2 separate regions of the Mus musculus genome follow, and region 2 is linked to region 1. Evidence: chromatin loops called from intact Hi-C (ENCODE). Cell type or tissue: heart. All regions are shown on one strand. Links, peaks and the distances in the headings refer to the core of each region. The heading gives the core; the rest is flanking DNA.

Region 1 (9,137 bases), core at 1,315-6,314:
GATTATAACATGCACACACTCACAATCATTATCCTTTAATGCACAGCTTCTAATTTTTGGCATATTATATCAATTTTTAACATTATAAGAAGAGATATAGCTGGGCAGTGGTGGCACACACCTTTAATCCCAGCACTTGGGAGGCAGAGGCAGGTGGATTTCTGAGTTCGAGATCAGCCTGGTCTACAGAGGGAGTTCCAGGACAGCCAGGGCTGCACAGAGAAACCCTGTCTCAAAGGAAAAAAAAAAAAAAAAAAGAACAGATATAAATGGCAACAAAAAGATTAATAACAGAACCAAATATCATGGGATAATAGACATACTGGCAAAAAAAAGTTATCATAGGAACTTAAAATATATGAAAAGCTGTTGGAAAATCACTTTCTTCCCAATACCTCAGAATTTTAAATCACAGTAATAATAACACTATACGTTAGGGTTTGGATTACTTCATTCTAATTGTGAAAGAGCAGAGAATAAATGCTCACACAAAATGGGCATTGCTTTCCTAGGACATATTCAGCATGGTATCAGGCACTTTTCTCTGCTATTTTGATTGTAAACGCCCAGGCAAGTGGAACAAGTTACAGAAGGTGACACAAGTGTTAAAGGAAGCAGGATTCCACTCTGAACAAACTGTAGTGTGCTTCCTTTCTTAGCAAGTCTAGACTTCTGGTGCAAAGGGTACCGTCCATTTCATGTCTTCTTCTACCACTAACACACAGCCTGCTCACACACATCCACACAAACATACAGGACACGTATCTGTGGACTACTAGCACAGCATCTTAAACCTGCAAGATTCCAAAATAACCATGCATGGAACTCTTGCGAAGGTCATTCTCCAGGTCAAAAATAGCATGAAATAAGAACAGACTAGTCATCCTGGAAGCCATGAGCGTCAGCCAAGATTTAGCCCATTGAACCCACTGCTGCCAGCTGGTAAAAGACACTTCAAAAAGAATCATGGACAAGTTGGGAACTCACACACAAGAGATAATTTGTGGGAAGGGAAAAAAAATAGGTCAGCATGCAAGACATTTTTTTTAAATTCCTATTATTTCTTTTCTTTCACAAAAAGTCAGATGCTTCTAATCTCCATAAAAATTATCTTTGAGGCTGACATGGAAATTCTCTGGTGCATTTTCCCCACGGGGAAAAAAAAAGGAAGGCATAATGCTCTATCTTCTATAGATAATAAAACAATAGCAACCAGTTCTCCGTGTGGAGAGTGAGGGACAGAATGTACTCCCAATCTCAGGTCGACAGACAGAAGATGAAGCTTGAATGTGCTTGAAATAATAAGGTGATGCCTCCGCATCTGTGTGATTGGCATCAACAGAAGCTTCCCAATGTCTGGCAGGAACTGTGTGAGGAGACAGGAGAATCCTCAGCACAGGCACCAGACTGCTGAGAAATGACAGGACGCCTCTAGGAAACCACACACATGCAGTGAATTCCACACTGCAGCCAAGGTCAAGCTCAAGGAGGGTGGGGGTGGGGGCACACTGAATACTCTGGCAGTCTTATCCCGAGAAGGGGCCACACACGATGAAAACAACCAAGCACCCATCTCCTGACTGTATACACCAGGAGAACATGCCCAGGTCTAGGCGTGGTCCTGGCCTGGCTTCTTGGAGGCCACAGACAGATGAGAAAACAATGAGTATGCATCAAAAATTTACCAACAGCCTTGAGCTAAGTTAGTCATTAGGGTCACTTGCAGTGTGTCAATGTCTCTAGGAAGGCCTAGGTGACACACATGGTTCTCAGAATGAACTTGTGATGATTAACGCTGTCAATTTGATAGGATCTAGAATCACCAAAGAATAACATTTGCCCAGGCCTGTGAGGGATTATTTTGATCAGGTTAACAAATGTGGGAAGACCCAACCTAAATACCAGTGGAATCGGTCCCTATGTTACAGCTGTAGACTACATAAAAAGAAGAAAGCTAGCTGGACCCCAGCACTTGTTCCTCTCTGATTCCTGACTATGGATACAATGTGACTGGCTACCTTAAGCTATAAGCATTATGACTTCCATGTCATGATAGACTACCATGGCACTGTTAGCCAAAATAAACATTTTCTTTCATAAGCTGCTTTTAAGTTATTTATTCTGTTTGTGTGCTGCATACTCCAGTTATCCAATGACACTCATCAGTCCTGGAATATACTTCCTTCCACCCACCAATCTTCTCACTGGCCCTTAGGTTGCCTTAACCAAGGTATTTTATCACAGCAACAAGATAAGTAACTAATACTCTGGGAACAGACAGACATATAGACAAACAGAAAGAGAAAGCGAGAGAAGAAGAAGAAGAGAGAAAAAGGGGAGGAGAGAGAGGAGGAGGGGGGAGAGACAGACAAACAGACTGAAGAGGTTGTCCAAATACCCCTCCTAGGCTATACCCAGACATCCAGACATCTGCTTCCATGGTGCTTCTGTGGTCCTCAGGGTACATTTCTAACAAGCTTCCCATCCCTCATCAACCCCTGGGGGACACTTTGAATAGCAGCAATTTATTTATTTATTTATTTATTTATTTATTTATTTTGAGATTAAACTTCAAATCTTCTTTTTACTAGATACTGTCTTTGTTTAAATTTCAAATTTTATCTCCTTTCCTACTTAGCAATTTGTAAAGGAGGATGGCAGGCAGATTACGGGGCTAAAGAGTGGTACCAGAAGCACAAAAAGGGCAAAAATTAGGCAAAACAACAGCAGAATCTACATAGCCTGATCACATCATGGCAAGGTTCTACTAAATATATGAGTGCTTGTAGTATGGCAGCTGCAATTTCAGGCATGAGGAATGCAATCAGAGCAGACAGACAAGGAACCTGTTATCAGAGGGCTGCCACTTAAAGGGAGGAGTCAGACTGCAAACTGGCTGGAGCATTCAACACTGCTCCCAGCAGTGGTCAGCTCTGAAGAAAGGAAAAGTGGGGAGGGACAACTGTAAGCAACAGTGGCTGCTGTTTAGAGGGTGGTTTGGAAAAGACTCTCTGAGAAGGAGTTGAGATGCCCAAAGAACTGGAAAACTGGAATTCCAGAGAAAATTAGCCAAAGATGGTTAATGTAAAAAGCAAGCTATGTGAGCAGAGAAATAACCAGAATCACACCACCATGTCCACTGTCTGAGGAGGTTGGGCTCAGAACAAGTGAAAGTTGTAATAAACATTTTGCTAATCTTTTGACCAGCAAGGAAAAAAACCCCAATCTCAGTGGTTATTTAACCTTAGGCAGAGCCTTCCAGAATCTGTCCTCACTGATAAAATAAAGCCGGCCATAAAAGTGCATAAGAACACTCGTCTTGGCCTGGAGACTGGGCTCACTGTTCGACACGTGCCTACCACGAGCAAGCAATCCTCAGCACGGCAAAAATGGAAACACCAAAACAAAGCCCTCCCAAAGAAACCAACAAACCAGTCTGCAGAGCAAGCAGTACAAATGCTTTCCTTTGGGGACACACACTCTGTCACTGAGCCTTGTCCTCACAGAAACGAGCATCACTGTCCCGCTTAGATCAGGCCTCTGAGATTCTGAGTTGTCTGCAGGGAAGATGACACACACCTCTTCCAGCTCCAGCTGTGGGTACACGTGAGCTACCTGGATGGCAGGAGCAGGTTACATGCTGGCTGAAGCACAGCTGGAGGACAGCGCTGAGGCTAAGGCACGGGACTGCCGTGCTCCTTGCATGGATTATTCTGTATGCTACAGGAGCCAGGCTGCAGCAGCGCTGGTGACCTTTTAGTGCCTGCTCAGAACAGTGTTGAAAGGATTCTGCATCTATGACACAAGACACTAGAAAACGACTGGTGATATACAAAGTGTTATTATGACCATAATTGAAAATCTGGAGTATAACACAAAATAATTCAATTTTGAAAAATACTTTATTAAAGTATATGAAACTCATGGCAGAATACCATCTAATACTTTTCTCCAAGACATAAGATATCTGATTTTTCATTGCCATCTTTCTCATTTTATTTCTTTTCTGAATTTTATGCAATGAAATTGTTTTGTTTGTATACCAAAACACTTTCAAGAAAATCAGCAACCACTAAAGGTTTTACTACTGGGTCACAGCAGTGCCTGAGGCCTTCCATTAACCAAATAACTATGAAAATCTGAATCCAAAAAAGAAAGCCTCACCATACACGTGGTGAGGGGATGGGCACATCACTTGGTGGTAAAGCACTTCCCCAAGCGGTAGGGTGCATGTGCTCTTGCCCGTACACACACACACACACACACACACACACACACACACACACACAAGCATGCTGAGAGCTCAGGCCCAGCACTTGCAAAGAGTCAATTCATGCTACTATCATTCTACTTACACACATCCATTCACTCAGAAAATATGTATTAATAAGTAGTTCTCTTAAACTTCAATAATGGGTCACTAATGAGACACAATTAAAGAGCAAATGTCCTGGTTATGAATGTTCTGGTTGTTCTTTATAGATTTCTACTTCTATTTTCAGCATGAAAAGTGGTTCTTAAAGGAAGTTAGGTCTTTGGGTGGCTGGAAAATGGGTCATTCTATTAATTAAGAACGGGAGTAGAAGGAGGGACCTGTTTCAGCCTGATTTCATCAAAATGGCTAATTACTCTGTAAAAGTGACCTCAGTATCTGTGCTAAGGATGTGCTCTTAGCTCAGGAACCAATCCAGTTAAGATAATGACCTACCACCCTGGAGGCTTCAACTCAAGTGGGACAGAAATATGGTTTCCATGAGAGGAAAACTGTTTCTCAGATAAAGGGCATTTTTAAGGCAGTTGTATCTCATAGGAAATCAGTCTCAGGAAGCCGGTACCAGAACCTAGGACGTACCATTGCTCTTTCAAATGACACTAGACCAAGTCCTTTGTCATTCTGGTAGAAGGGTAGCACTGATACTGAGAACTGGAATGAAGATCCTACATTGGAATGTTAGGTATCAACCAAACAACACCAAGAACCAAAGTCTATACTTGAGTACTTAGTATGTGAACTGTTCCCTCAACTCAACATATACTGACTCTGTGCATTCTTCCAATAACCCTATGAGAAAGATATAAATAGCATGTGCATTACACACATGAGGAAAACCCAAGGCCAAGAGACATGAATGGTGTGCCTAAGGCCACATCATGTGAGCGGCAGATCAGGGAATGGTAGCCTATGCTCTTAACTGGTTGCTGTACTACCTCAAAACCTCTTTCGTGTCTCCATCTCCTTCCTGTAACTTAGTCACACTGTTAAAAACTAGGAATGAGGGGTCTGGAGAGATGGCTCAGCAGTTATAAGCACTTATTCCCAGAGAACCCAGGTTTGATTCCAAGAACCCACATGGTGGCTCACAACTACTAGTAACTCTAGTGCCAGGGGATCCAATGATCTCTTCTTGCCTCCATGGCACTGAGAATACAAGTGGTATGCAGACATCCATGTAGGTACAACACCATACTACACACACACATAAACACACATACATACCCACAAGATTTTCTTAATTAACAAAATCACTCTCTTTTAAAAAACTAGACATAATTATTAGAGTTTACTTTAACAATGCAAAATGACCTTGATTTATGACCAAAAGTATATTACCTTCTAGTCAGAGAATTTTACATATTAATATAGGGCTGGAGAGATGGCTCAGTGGTTAAGGATATTGGTTGCTTTTCTAAAGGCCCTGGGTTCAATTTCCAGAACCTACATGGTAGCTCATAACTCTCTATAACTCTAATGGTATTCAACACACAAGTTTTACACAGACATATGTAGATAAATTACTCAACATATAAAATAAAAACAAATATTTTAAAAATTAATTTATAACATTCTTTATGTTTCTATTTATTTATTTAGATTTTTTTCGATACAGGGTTTCTCTGTGTAGCCCTGGCTGTCCTGGAACTCACTCTGTAGACAAGGCTGGCCTCAAAATCAGAAATCTGCCTGCCTCTGCCTCCCAAGAGCTGGGATTAAAGGCATGCGCCACCACATTCTTTATATTTTAAAAATTAATTATAATATTCATTCTTCTTACTTATTTTTGGAATTGCCATTTTCTCTGGAAAAATTCTAATTTCATCCAGTTTTGTCCTTCTACTGTTCACAAGATGTACTCTACAGGTTGACTAGGAAAAGTTAATCATTAACATGGCTCTACATCAGCCACTCATTTTAAAATAGGGTCACAGATAACAAGCCTAAGGAGAGCAAAATAAAGTGATACAAACACCTTAATCCAAAAAGACAAAGAATAAAAAAGAACAGATAAAGCAAAGGAAAAAAAACAAAACCTCCAGAGACCTAATTCAAGCCCAATAATATTAATAATTTCATTAAACATAATTGGTTTAACTAATGAATGAAAAAACAGAGATTGAAATAATAAATTCAAAAATTCATATAAAAGATTTGATTATTTAAAAGACAGAATTACCAGAGTGTACCCAAGTAGAAACAGATAATCTACAAAGCCAAGCATCTATTAAACAAGAAAATTTTATCTCCATATGATTTGAGTATATCCCTGAAAGCTCTGACAGGGGTGAGGCCTACCCTTAAGTTGTTTAGAGGTGAGGGCTGTGGGGAAGGTGATTGGGATTAGAGAAAGTCATTTGGGTGGAGTCACTATGCTTGAATCTTATTGACTTTATACAAAGAGTAAGAACAATCATTATGAATGTGCACACACAAAACACTACACACACACACACACACACACACACACACACACACACACACACCATCACTTCCCATATGATGCCTTAGAAAATCTCTGGACCCAGCATGAATATAAGCACCATATGATGTTCCTCAACTTTGGAGCCTTAAAAACATAAGCCAAAAAAGTCTACTATTTTTAAGATTTATTTTATTTTTACTTATATGTGTACACTGTAGCTATCTTCAGACACAGACCAGAAAAGTACATAGAACCCCATTACAGATGGTTGTGAGCCATCATGTGGTTGCTGGGAATTGAACTTAGGTCCTCTGGAAGAGCAGTCAGTGCTCTTAATCACTAAGCCATCTCTCCAGCCCAAGTCTCTCTCTCTCTCTTTTTTTTAAAAAAAGTAATTGTTTTGGGTTTTCATTATAGTAATGAAAAAGTGGGCTAAATGCACAAGTCTAGGTCCAAATGTCTTTAAGAGGGAATTCTACCAAGCACTTCAGAAAGAAATGACGTTAATTTTACATGAACTCTTCTTTAATATTAAATATTTTTTAAAAACACCTTAAGATTCAAGACTACTTTGCAGTTAAATTTATGAACACAGCAACATACCAAAAGCACACAAAAATTACTAGGAACAACAAAAAGGTTCTACTTATCATTAACTATATGTAAAAGTTCTCAACATTCTAGAAAACTGAGTCTAAACTTTATAACACAGACAGCATATCATGACTCAGTGAAACAGTCAGCGAGAGCGCAGTGATGGCTCAGAGGTGAGACATGGTCAAGCTGGACATGGTCTGGTGCTAATGTGAGAGTCTGGGGTCCACAGGGCTTCAAACTTAGTCTTGGCTACATAGTGAGACACTGAGTCAAGAATAAATACATAAACAAACTAACAAACAAAACCAGGCAAATGGAAATCAATCATTGTACGTTATCATATTATACTGTATTAACTGACTAAAAAGGAAAAGAACACTGTTTCAACAGATGTACAAAAAGCATGTAGCAAAATCTATTTCATTGATGTTTAAAAACTTTGAATATCCTTAATGTGGTATGAAATATAACAACTACAGTAGCTCAATACTTAATTTCAAAAAATTGTTTATTTCCTATGGGACATGAGGGGCTGGGCATGATGGCACAGACCTTTAATCTCAGCACTAAGAAGGCAGAGGTGTGTGGATCCTTGTGACTTCAAGGACAGCCTGATCTATGTTGTATGTTCCAGACAAGCCAGAGATATACAGTGAGACCCCATCTCAAAGAGAGAGAGAGAGAGAGAGAGAGAGAGAGAGAGAGAGAGAGAGAGAGAGAAGAAGAAGAAGAAGAAGAAGAAGAAGAAGAAGAAGAAGAAGAAGAAGAAGAAGAAGAAGAAGAAGAAGAAGGAGAAGAAGAAGGAGGAGGAGGAGGAAGAGGAGGAGGAGGGGGAGGAGGAGGAGGAGGGAAGGAAGGAGGGAGGGATAGAGGGAGGGAGGCAGGCAGGTAGGTAGGTAGGTAGGTAGGTAGGTAGGTAGGTAGGTAGGCAGGCAGGCAAGCAAACAAACTGACAAACAGCATGAGACATGAGCCCTGTAAGGTAGATCATGTCTGTACTCCCATTTATGGGGGTTTCAGGCAGAAAGAATGCTTTGCTTGGGGAGGTGGAGACTAGCTTGCCTAGCATACCAAGCCCCTTACTCAAAATTTTTAATTAATTAATTAATTAGGACTCCATAAAGTTAAACTTATCTACATCTTATATTAATGCAGCTATGTTCTCCTTTAAAAAAAAATCAGTTTTTTAAGACAAGGTCCCAGCTGGCTAGCCCCGTCTGACTTTGAACTCACAGAGCTCCATCTGCCTCTGTCTCCTGAAGGATGATGGATGATGTTGAAGGTGTGTGCCGCCATGCCCAGTTTAATGTACGTTTGAAACAAGAATTGAGTTGAACTGAATGAACGTCCTCCCTCCTGAATCACATGGCCAAGGATTCTGAACTAAGAAACTTGTAGAAAACACACACCTACAAACTCACCCGTGTATGTCTGCTAGAGTTTCTTCAGGCCATTACCAAACTTTGCTGTGTGTTTTCAATACTTGCAGAGCTTTAAAACATCCTGCTATCCAGGCTATACAGCAGAAAGATCTAACCAGATAGTGGCAGACGTGAAAAGCCAGGCATTATCTCGTACATATGATGATTCTGAAGTAAGATAAAGTTTGAGGGCCACTGAATTAGGACAGAGTTAAAGTTCGCTAATGTCTCTACTACAAATTAGTAACTTAATTGTAGTAACCACTGTAGATGGTTTGAAATCTCTAGGACTGAGTCAGTTACCAAGCAAAGATCCTTGGTAATAATAAACTGCAAAATGCTTCTTAGTACAGAGCCAGAAGACAGATGCTGAGTGCTCAAGGCACAGAAAATGCATGACTCAAACAGACAAAAAAGAAAG
Region 2 (9,137 bases), core at 1,219-6,218, 60 kb after region 1:
ACTGAAATAAAATTAATTTACATAGGATAGGCATGAAAACACACACCTTGAAAGGAAAACAAAATCAGTAAAATAAAATAAAAATGAATAAAATAGAATGTTTTGTTTTAATAGAAATTCATGGATTTAAACATGTTATGGATTCCTTGGAATCATGATCTTTTCTGAAGGCCACACGTCACTGCTTTTGAACACAGGAAGCCTTTTCAAGTTCATGGCTAGGTGATACAGATCAGTGGTAGGATGCTTACCTAGCATTCAGGAGGCTCTCAGTTCCAGCCTAGTGTCTCGCTCCATCTGTCTCTGTCTGTCTATCTCTCCATCTAACTCTCTACCTCTGCTCTCTCTCTCTCTCTCTCTCTCTCTCACTCACGCACACACATACACACACACACACACACACACACACATACACACACACAAAGGAGTTTCCATTTAATCACACACCTACCTAGTAGTATGTGAGAAGTAGATCTAGCCACCTTTGATTCACTTCTTTCTATGTTTTATTTTATGTGTATGGGTATGTTGCCTCCATATATGTCTGTGCACATGCTCAACAGAGACCAGAAGAGAGTATCAGATCCCCTTGGACTGGACTTAGGATGGTTGTTAACACACATGTAGGAACTGAGAATTGAACCTGGGTCCTCTAGAAAAGCAGGCAGTGTTCTTAACCACTTAGCCATTTTTCTCGGCCACTAATTCATTTCCTTAAAGCTAGTAAACAATCACACATTTACCTGTCGTTCTGTGTAACCTGTAGCAATGTTAAGAAAACAGCAGTGGGAGGAACTATCACTTTATTAAAGTATCCATCAATAAACTAAAAAAAAAAAATCTAGGCTCTCATCATCTACAATCCCAGTAAATTCATAGACAGAGCCACTCAGCATAGCATCAGCTGATATGAAAAAAAAAAGATGACGAGATAGACATTAGCTGCTTCCTGCTAACGCAGTGGCTTTCAACCTTCCTAAAGCTGCGACACTTTAACACACTTCCTCATGTCATGGTAACCCCCAACCATAAAATCACTCAGTTGCTACTTTATAACTGTAATGTTGCTACTGTTTTGAATTGTAGTGTAAATATCTGATATGCAGGATATATGATATGCTGCCCTGTGGGATCAAGACCCACAGGTTGAGAACCACGGTGCTAGGGGAGGCCATCACTGTGATATTCATGACACAGGTACACCGTGAATTTGATCACACTTTAGAGCACAGCTACCATCTGCAGGGAACACAGGCAACAGGTGAACTGTACTGAAGCCATCAATCAGCAAAATCCATACTGAGAAAGTCTACAAGCTGGCTCTGTGCTCTTTGGAGGGTAAAATTAATGAAAAGATAAAAGGGGGTGCGATGGGAAGCATACTAGCAATGCTTTCAAGCAAAATCTCTTTGAAGGGCATGAGTCTACTTAAGGTCTAGCCCTAGGTGACAACACTATAATGAGCATAAGGAAGAACCCACTTGGGTGGGAGAGGGCTGCTGGGGCAGGCAGCAAATCAGGTTCCTGATCTAGGTTTCAGGGACAAGTGTGCTCCACCTCAGGATAATGTCCTAGGTAACACATTTAAATCAGGTGACTTTCTATATTTGTGTTTTATTAAACACCAAAAAAAATGACAGTTCATATTACTAGTGTAAACCAGTATAAACAGAATATAACTCTGAAAATAACCACATAAACACAATTACTACATTATTTTTATCAGGTACTACAGCTTCAGCAAGATTCCTACACCTCTTTTTTTATGCTCAAAACAAACTAGTGTGAAATGTTAGGGACATGGCAGAACTCAAAGGAGCCTTTCTTTTGGCTTAAGGCCTAAAGATGCATGAGAGGGGGAGGTTACTGTAACTCCTGGGGCTCTCCCTCTGTCTCATCCATTCTTTTTTTTTTTTTTAAAGATTTATTTATTTTTATTATATATAAGTACACTGTAGCTGTCTTCAGACACTCCAGAAGAGGGAGTTAGATCTCATTACAGATGGTTGTGAGCCACCATGTGGTTGCTGGGATTTGAACTTCGGACCTTCGGAAGAGCAGTCGGGTGCTCTTACCCACTGAGCCATCTCACCAGCCCTGTCTCATCCATTCTTAAAGGCGACCTAACGTCATCTCATGGACATCTTACATCCAACCTTATAGAAATGTGAAGTTACAAAGGTGCTGATGAGTAGAGGCAAGTCAGGCCAACAGGGAAATGACAAAAGGTCCTCCCAGATCAACAGACTTCTTTACTTACTCAACCTTTTCAAAACAACCTTAAAAGGTTTGCTTTTCCATTATAAGCATTTAAGCATGCGACCAACCCTGCAGCCAGGTGAGAGGCGCTTGTCCTCATCCTAGCTACAGCACACACACCTTCACTCTGACTCAGGACACCTCTGGAGCCTTCAATGCTCCACCTCTGCCTTCATGCCTGACATGTTAGTGGTTCCTAAGAGACATGAGGTCTTCCATCAGAAAGCCAAATCGCAGAAACAGGAGCACACGGGCTTCCTCATCTGAACCCCGTATCTTAAAACAGGAGCCACCCCTCTCGATGCTTGCTGGGCCATCACCACTACCCTAAGTTGAACACAGATGCTTGTAAAAAAAAAAAAAAAAGCCAGTGGAGGTAGGGCTGCCAGCTTATATAAGAGACAATATTGACTGGAAAACTGGAATCCAAAAAGAGTTCAATCTTATCATTTAAACATTTACTAAAACAAGCAAGGAAATTGGCCTGACTCGCCAGAATACCATTTGAGACCACGTCCTAATTACTCCGTCTCCCCCTACCCCAACCTGGGCTACAATAATTGGAACACAAAGAGAAAGCATGAGCCCAAAGGGGCTCATTTCCTGATGCCGCTACTCCCAGGACAGGACACAGTGAAGCCAACACTTCAGGCTGAAGCTCAGGCAGGACTTTTTGTTATTTTATGATTTTTATTGGGGAGAGGGGGTTGGGGGGGTGGTGCCTGCCTGTAACTCTGTGCACCACAAGCTTGCAGTGCCTGTGGGGGCCAGAAGAGGGCATCATATCCCCCAGAACTAAGGTTAATAGATGGCTGTGAGCCTGCATGTCAGTATGAACAGAACACAAGTCCTCTGCAAGAGCAGCCAGTGCTCATAACCACTGAGCTATCTCTCCAGCCCCCAGGCATAAATTATTTAAAGGTAACTTGCATAAAAGAGGAAGATTAAGGTAGGATTTCTTTATCTTCACCCTCCATGTCTGTCCTCTTTGAATTGGCAGGCCCTCAAGGCCCACTCTCTGTCTCCTGCTCTTCAGTCTCTGCCCACTGTGAGAACTCTCAATATCGCAGCTAACCTCGTTTTCTCTTGTTTTTACATATCCATGAGATATACACAAGCAGATATTATTTACAGACCTGCTAAATTGCCTGACCAAAGAATCCCAAGTTCTTTCTGACACACGGTACTTACAGAGCCTAGTCAATGGCCTCGATGTCTGAGAAAAACAGACTTAATTCACACCCCTGTATGCTCTGTACATGATGGCATGGCCCTTCCTCTAAGGACTAGTTAGTTCCCAGCCCCCATCTGCTATGAACAGCCACAGCAAAGGTATTCCTTCCACGGACTTGAGTTTGCACAGAGGAATTCATGAATACTTATGAAACTCTAGGTCCACACCAGCCCCTGCCAAGATCAAGACTTTGAAAACAGAAGTCTGTAGCTCTCATTTATCCTCCATTCTAAAAATGGCTGCAAGTAAAACACAAAGTACAGGGCTGAATTCTACTCTGCAGTGCAGTGTCGCTCGCTCTAAGGGACAGGCAGAAACTAAACATCTTCCTGGGCCTGTACATTTTCAGCCAGAGAAGGTACCCTGGCCCATGGACCTGTGACTCAGAGAGTGGGAGAATGGCTAGGCACCAGTCGGGAGAGGAAGGTAGTACTTATGTTTCTGATGAGAGCTTATTTAAACATCACTTACTGCCTGGTGGATATGCGTTTTCACTTGCTCGCTCAACATGCCTTCAAAGACGAAAGAGTCTCCAAACTTCTCAGCCTATAAGGAGAGTAAAAAAGAAAAAGCCAGAAAATGTTAGAGTCAGGGCATCCAGGGTGCCATTTTCTTCACAATGCTACTATGGTGATTCTTCCTATCCAAGTAAATGCGAGTTTTCCCAAAATGTCTTGAAAGTATCTAAGTTCCTCTTAAAGAAGGTTCATGTACCTCAAGAGACTGTTTTCATGTGAGACCAGATTAGCTGATAAGACTGCCGGCTGCACAAGATTAGATTCTAAGAAGATGAACGACCCATGGAAGGAAACATATTTCTCCCAATATTGTAAATAACTCTGAGAAATGACTTTATTTAGTAGATGTAATACTACACAAGTAAGCTGTTTGTTCTCTGCCCTGCTCCTGGGATCTGCCTAAAAGAATTAAACGGCACTGATGGCTGGTTCTCTGATACGCTCTATGTGTTTACAGTTGTCATGGGCCAATCTAAGCGTCAGGTGGAAATTTATATTTTAAACAGTTCTTAACAGTGGTATCACAAACATTCATTGATATCTGCTCTGAAAGTGGGATCCCTTGTCCCTTACTTCCTGTGACTCTACTGTTCAGTTTTCCTCCTACATAGTCCACTGTTCTTCCAAATCCATGTAACATGAGGGCTGCCTTCCTGGGCTCCTCAGAGCTCTGCACAGGCCTGTGTGTACTTCTTTTTTTTGGGGGGGGGAGGTGCGAGTTCAAGAGAGGGTTTCCAGGACAGAGCCCTGGCTGTCCTGGAACTCACTCTGTAGACCAGGCTGGCCTCGAACTCAGAAACCCACCTGCCTCTGCCTCCTGAGTGCTGGGATTAAAGGCCTGCACCACCACTGCCTGGCCTGTGTGTACTTCTTACACTAGGCCAGCAACTCCCTAGGTTATCCAGTTGAGCTCACACAGCAGCTTGCTAAGACTTAAACTGCTGCTCACCAACCCCAGAGATTCTAATTGTGGAGCTGGAAGGAGGCCAGAGCAAACTGCCTCTGTTAAATGTAGTGGTTCTACCACAACAAGCTCAAAAGAAATGCACAGAGCTCCCCCGTCTCTTCACGTCAACCAAGACCAGTACTTGGAATGTCCCCAGTGTCCCCTTCCAAACCTATCCTCACCAGATAAAGTTAACTGAGTCCTGACCCCTATACATCAGGTCAGAGCTTCCAGACTGTTCTTACTGACCAGAGATAAGTTTTCTTCACCCCTGATAGTATCTGTGTGTTCCTAGTGATACCATGATGCCTAGCAACCAAAGCCACTTAGTCACTCATCCTTCTCTATGGATAGCGTGGTTCCCATGCTCATTCTCAGAGACTTTCCATTCTCCCCTGCTGGCTAGTCGTCCAGAAGAACTATGCTCTGTAAAGCCTTCCTTTCTTACAACTCCTCTAGGGCTGGAGATATGGCTTAGTGGTTAAAGCATGAACTATCAGGATCTTCTCTGACCAAGCAAGAGCCAAGTATGGCTACACACATCTATGATCCCAGTGCTAGAGGCTTGGGAGGCAGAGCTAGGTAGATTCTGGCCCACTGGTCTGTCAGTCTAGCCACAAGTGCATTCTTCAGGTTCAAACAGAGACTCTTTCACAAAATAGAGTGGAATTCCAGCAGTCCGAAACTACCAGGACCTCTAACTCCATGAGATCCAACACCTCGCCTGGCCTCTATGGTCACCTATTCTCCCTCTCTCTCTCTCTGCCACTCTCTGTCTCTCTCTCCCTACCTCTCCCCTTACTCCTCTCTCTTTAAGTTAGATTATAAATTGATTTAAGAATATGAAACAAAAAGAATAGAGACTTTAGCTTACTACAAATATCTACAACCAAAATTTACAACCACTTGGTATATTTTAGGAAATTCCAAAGAAATGAGGCGGTGCAGAACTGAACCCAAATGCTGGTTTACCTTTGACATTCACTCTCAAATGAATTTTTTAAATATAAAAGAGGAGGTGTTAGGGGACAATTTTTTTAAGTTGGGTCCCCACAAACTGAATAAAAGGGTAAAGTTTTCAAGATAAAAGGGGACAGGATTTAGGAACCAAGAACATTTGAGATTCTCACAGAAACAATCATCAACTAGAAAATCAACCCCCTTGCACGGATCCGGTGACCCCTGGAAAAGGCTGCTGAGTCACCCACACACTGGGATAAAGCCACAGGACGAGATGCTGCACTGGAGCCCTGCACATTTACGAAGTGTGTAACGCCTATGGGACAGGCAATCTGAGGTGCTGAGGAGAATGTCCTGCCATCTGTGTTCTCAGAAAGCCTAGTGAGCAGCAGCCCTGTCAGGTGGATTAAAACACTAACTACCACAGTACCACGGAGGGTTGGGAGCAGGGCTGTGGTCCACGCTGCTTGCAATCATTGAGTAGTAGTATGGTTAGGTTGTATCAGTGTTGACTCACAGCTTGGTACATCACGGAGCTGCTGGGAGAAGTTAGATTAAAGAAAAGAAAAAAAGTGCCCATCACAGTGCTGGGCACAAAGTGTTCAGTGTTTCTAGCTATTAAACCTTCTTGAGTGTTCTAGAAAACAGCCAGTTTTCCCTCCCATCCGCAAGCCCATACCTCTGTCAAATAGCCAGTCGAGTTCACAAACTTCTCAAAATCCGCATTGCTGACTTCATAGGCGTCCATGTAAAAGCCATCAACAGTGACTCTCCTGGCAGGGGCTTCTCCATCCTGCCTGATCTGAGGATCATCAGTGCCCATTGTGAATACTCCAGCAGGAATGGGGACCATCTGCAATGAAAGGGCAAACATGGGGCATCACGCATCAAAAGCAAAGTGCATCTGTGTGGGCCGCAAAGCTCTCAGCGCTTATCAAGCGCCCACTGCTTAAAACCCCCCACCACAGAAATTTTTGCAAAACTAACAAGATCAAGGTCGTGGGAGATGATCCACCAGGAAAGTGCTTGCTGCACGGTCACAGGGACCCGAGTATGGATCCTTAGCAGCCATAAAAGGCATGTATGGTGGCTCAGATCTGTAACCCCAGTAGTGGTGGGGATGCAGGGTCAGAGGCAGGAGGATTCCAAGGGCTCAATAGCCAGCAAGTCTGACTGAATCAATGATCTCAAGGTTCAGTGATAGATGCTCCTCAGAAATAAAATAACAAAATGGAGAAGCAACTGAGAAAGAGAGCTAATGTCAACCTCAGGCCCCCACTTATGCATTTATTTCTGTGTACCCACACATACAAACCACCACACACACACACTTGCAAAATCACTCCACATGTTAATGACAGTGAATCACAAGTCAGAGAAAGAAGGGAAAATCCTTCTGGGAAATGATCTTTCTAGTTGAACCTCACAACAGATCTGGACATATAAAGGACACAGGTCTGGAAAAACTGCAATAGTGAACTAAGGAGGTAAGGGAAAACTGTACTCTTTCCTACTTAAAGATTTTATCTTTTTTTTTTTTTTAATGTACGTGTGGGTGTCTGTGTCATGGTTCCTGTGCATGTAAGCTCATGGGTGGGACACCTGTGAGGACCGAGGGTGCTGGATGCCCTGGAGCCAGAGTTACAACCAGTGGTGAACAGGGCAGCCCACCTGCTTGCTATTCCAGGCCCAGGAGGTGGAAAGACGGGGCCGTCCTCAGAGAAGGCCTGCTACTAAGACTAGACATACCAGAGACCTTGGCTTTGACTAGGCTACTCTGCACCAATGAACAAGGTAGAAGAGCAACTGAGGATGATGCTCAACGTGGTCCTCTGACAAACAACATGAACATGCACTCGAACAGATGCAAACATGAATACACAGACATGCACAACACACACACATAAAAGTTTTAAAATAATAAAATACTCAAAACAGGACAACGCAAGGACTCAGAATGTAGGTCTGCAACAGCGTCAACTAACCTGGACTCTTGGGGGCTCCCAGAGACTGAATCACCAACTAAAGAGCAAGCATGGGCTGGACCTAGCTCCCCCATCCCAACATATATAGGACATGTGCAGGTTGGTCTTCATGCAGGTCCCCAAACATCTGGAACAGGGGCTGTCCCCAACTCTGCTGCCTGTCTGTGGATCCGATTCCCCTAACTGAGTCGTCTTGTCTGGCCTCAGTGGGAGACGATGTACCTAGTCCTGCAGTGACCTGATGTGCCAGAGTGGGTATCCAGAGGGGCCTCTCCCTTCTCAGAGGTGTATAAAGAGGAAGGAGGTGTATAAAGAGAGAACTTGGAGAACAGGGGGCTTCAATTGGGATGTAAAGTGAATAACTAAAAAATTAATGAAAAAAAAAGTAGGTCTGTAGTAGCCAGAGGCTATGAGGTATCAGGAACGGGAAATCGCTGCTTAATGGAAATGCTGTATCTTTGAGAGACACTGAAATATTCTGGAATAAGATAGCAATAAGTTTTGATTTCACTAAAGACTAAAATCACTGAGTTATATACTTCAATAAAATTCAAAAGGGTTAATTTTATGATATATGAATTATATCTTTATTAAAAATAGGTGTCTTAGTCAGGGTTTCTATTCCGGCACAAACATCATGACCAAGCAGCAAGTTGGGGAGGAAAGGGTTTATTCAGCTTACACTTCCATACTGCTGTTCATCACCAAGGAAGTCAGGACTGGAACTCAAGCAGGTCAGGGAGCAGGAGATGATGCAGAGGCCATGGAGGGATGTTCTTTACTGGCTTGCCTCCCCTGGCTTGCTCAGCCTGCTCTTTTATAGAACCCAAGATTACCAGCCCAGAGATGGCACCACCCACAAGGGGCCTTTCCCCCTTGATCACTAATTAAGAAAATGCCTTACAGTTGGATCTCATGGAGGCATTTCCTCAACTGAAGCTCCTTTCTCTGTGATAACTCCAGCTGTGTCAAGTTGACACAAAACTAGCCAGTACAATAGGCTTTCAACTATCTGTGAGAACACTATAGATATAAAGTATAGGTTTAAAATCATGAGGGGAAAAAAGTCAGTTTGCAGGGCTCTCAGATTTTGTGAACTGTCAAGCCTCTGACCTAGAAACAAGAGTTCCAACCAAAGAAAGAGAAAAGAAAATCAAAGAGATAATTAGCTGGGGAAAGGGAGGGGCTGCCACAAGCATAGAAAAGTCAGAACACACAGAAACAGAAGTTGGAAA

What was found. Peaks named below come from ENCODE experiments on the same cell type or tissue, not always from the same donor. Only the 100,000 strongest peaks of a DNase experiment are listed, where the experiment ranks them.
Region 2: it touches region 1 in a loop (2.3-fold over the local background); 2 of 42 quality-filtered maps call a loop at or near these places.

What each region holds. Positions count from the first base shown.
Region 1 is chr6:108,109,017-108,118,153 of GRCm38, forward strand. All of the region lies in intron 8 of Sumf1 (sulfatase modifying factor 1), which reads right to left. Among named protein-coding and RNA genes, the nearest start is that of Setmar, 49 kb to the left of the region's middle. In heart, for the core only: no CTCF peak of the experiment used is centred there; no DNase peak of the experiment used is centred there; H3K27ac peaks cover 2,427 bases.
Region 2 is chr6:108,169,392-108,178,528 of GRCm38, forward strand. It overlaps Sumf1 (sulfatase modifying factor 1), which reads right to left. Exons shown (of 9, transcript NM_145937.3): 2 at 6,597-6,770; 3 at 3,965-4,039. Among named protein-coding and RNA genes, the nearest start is that of Sumf1, 12 kb to the right of the region's middle. In heart, for the core only: no CTCF peak of the experiment used is centred there; no DNase peak of the experiment used is centred there.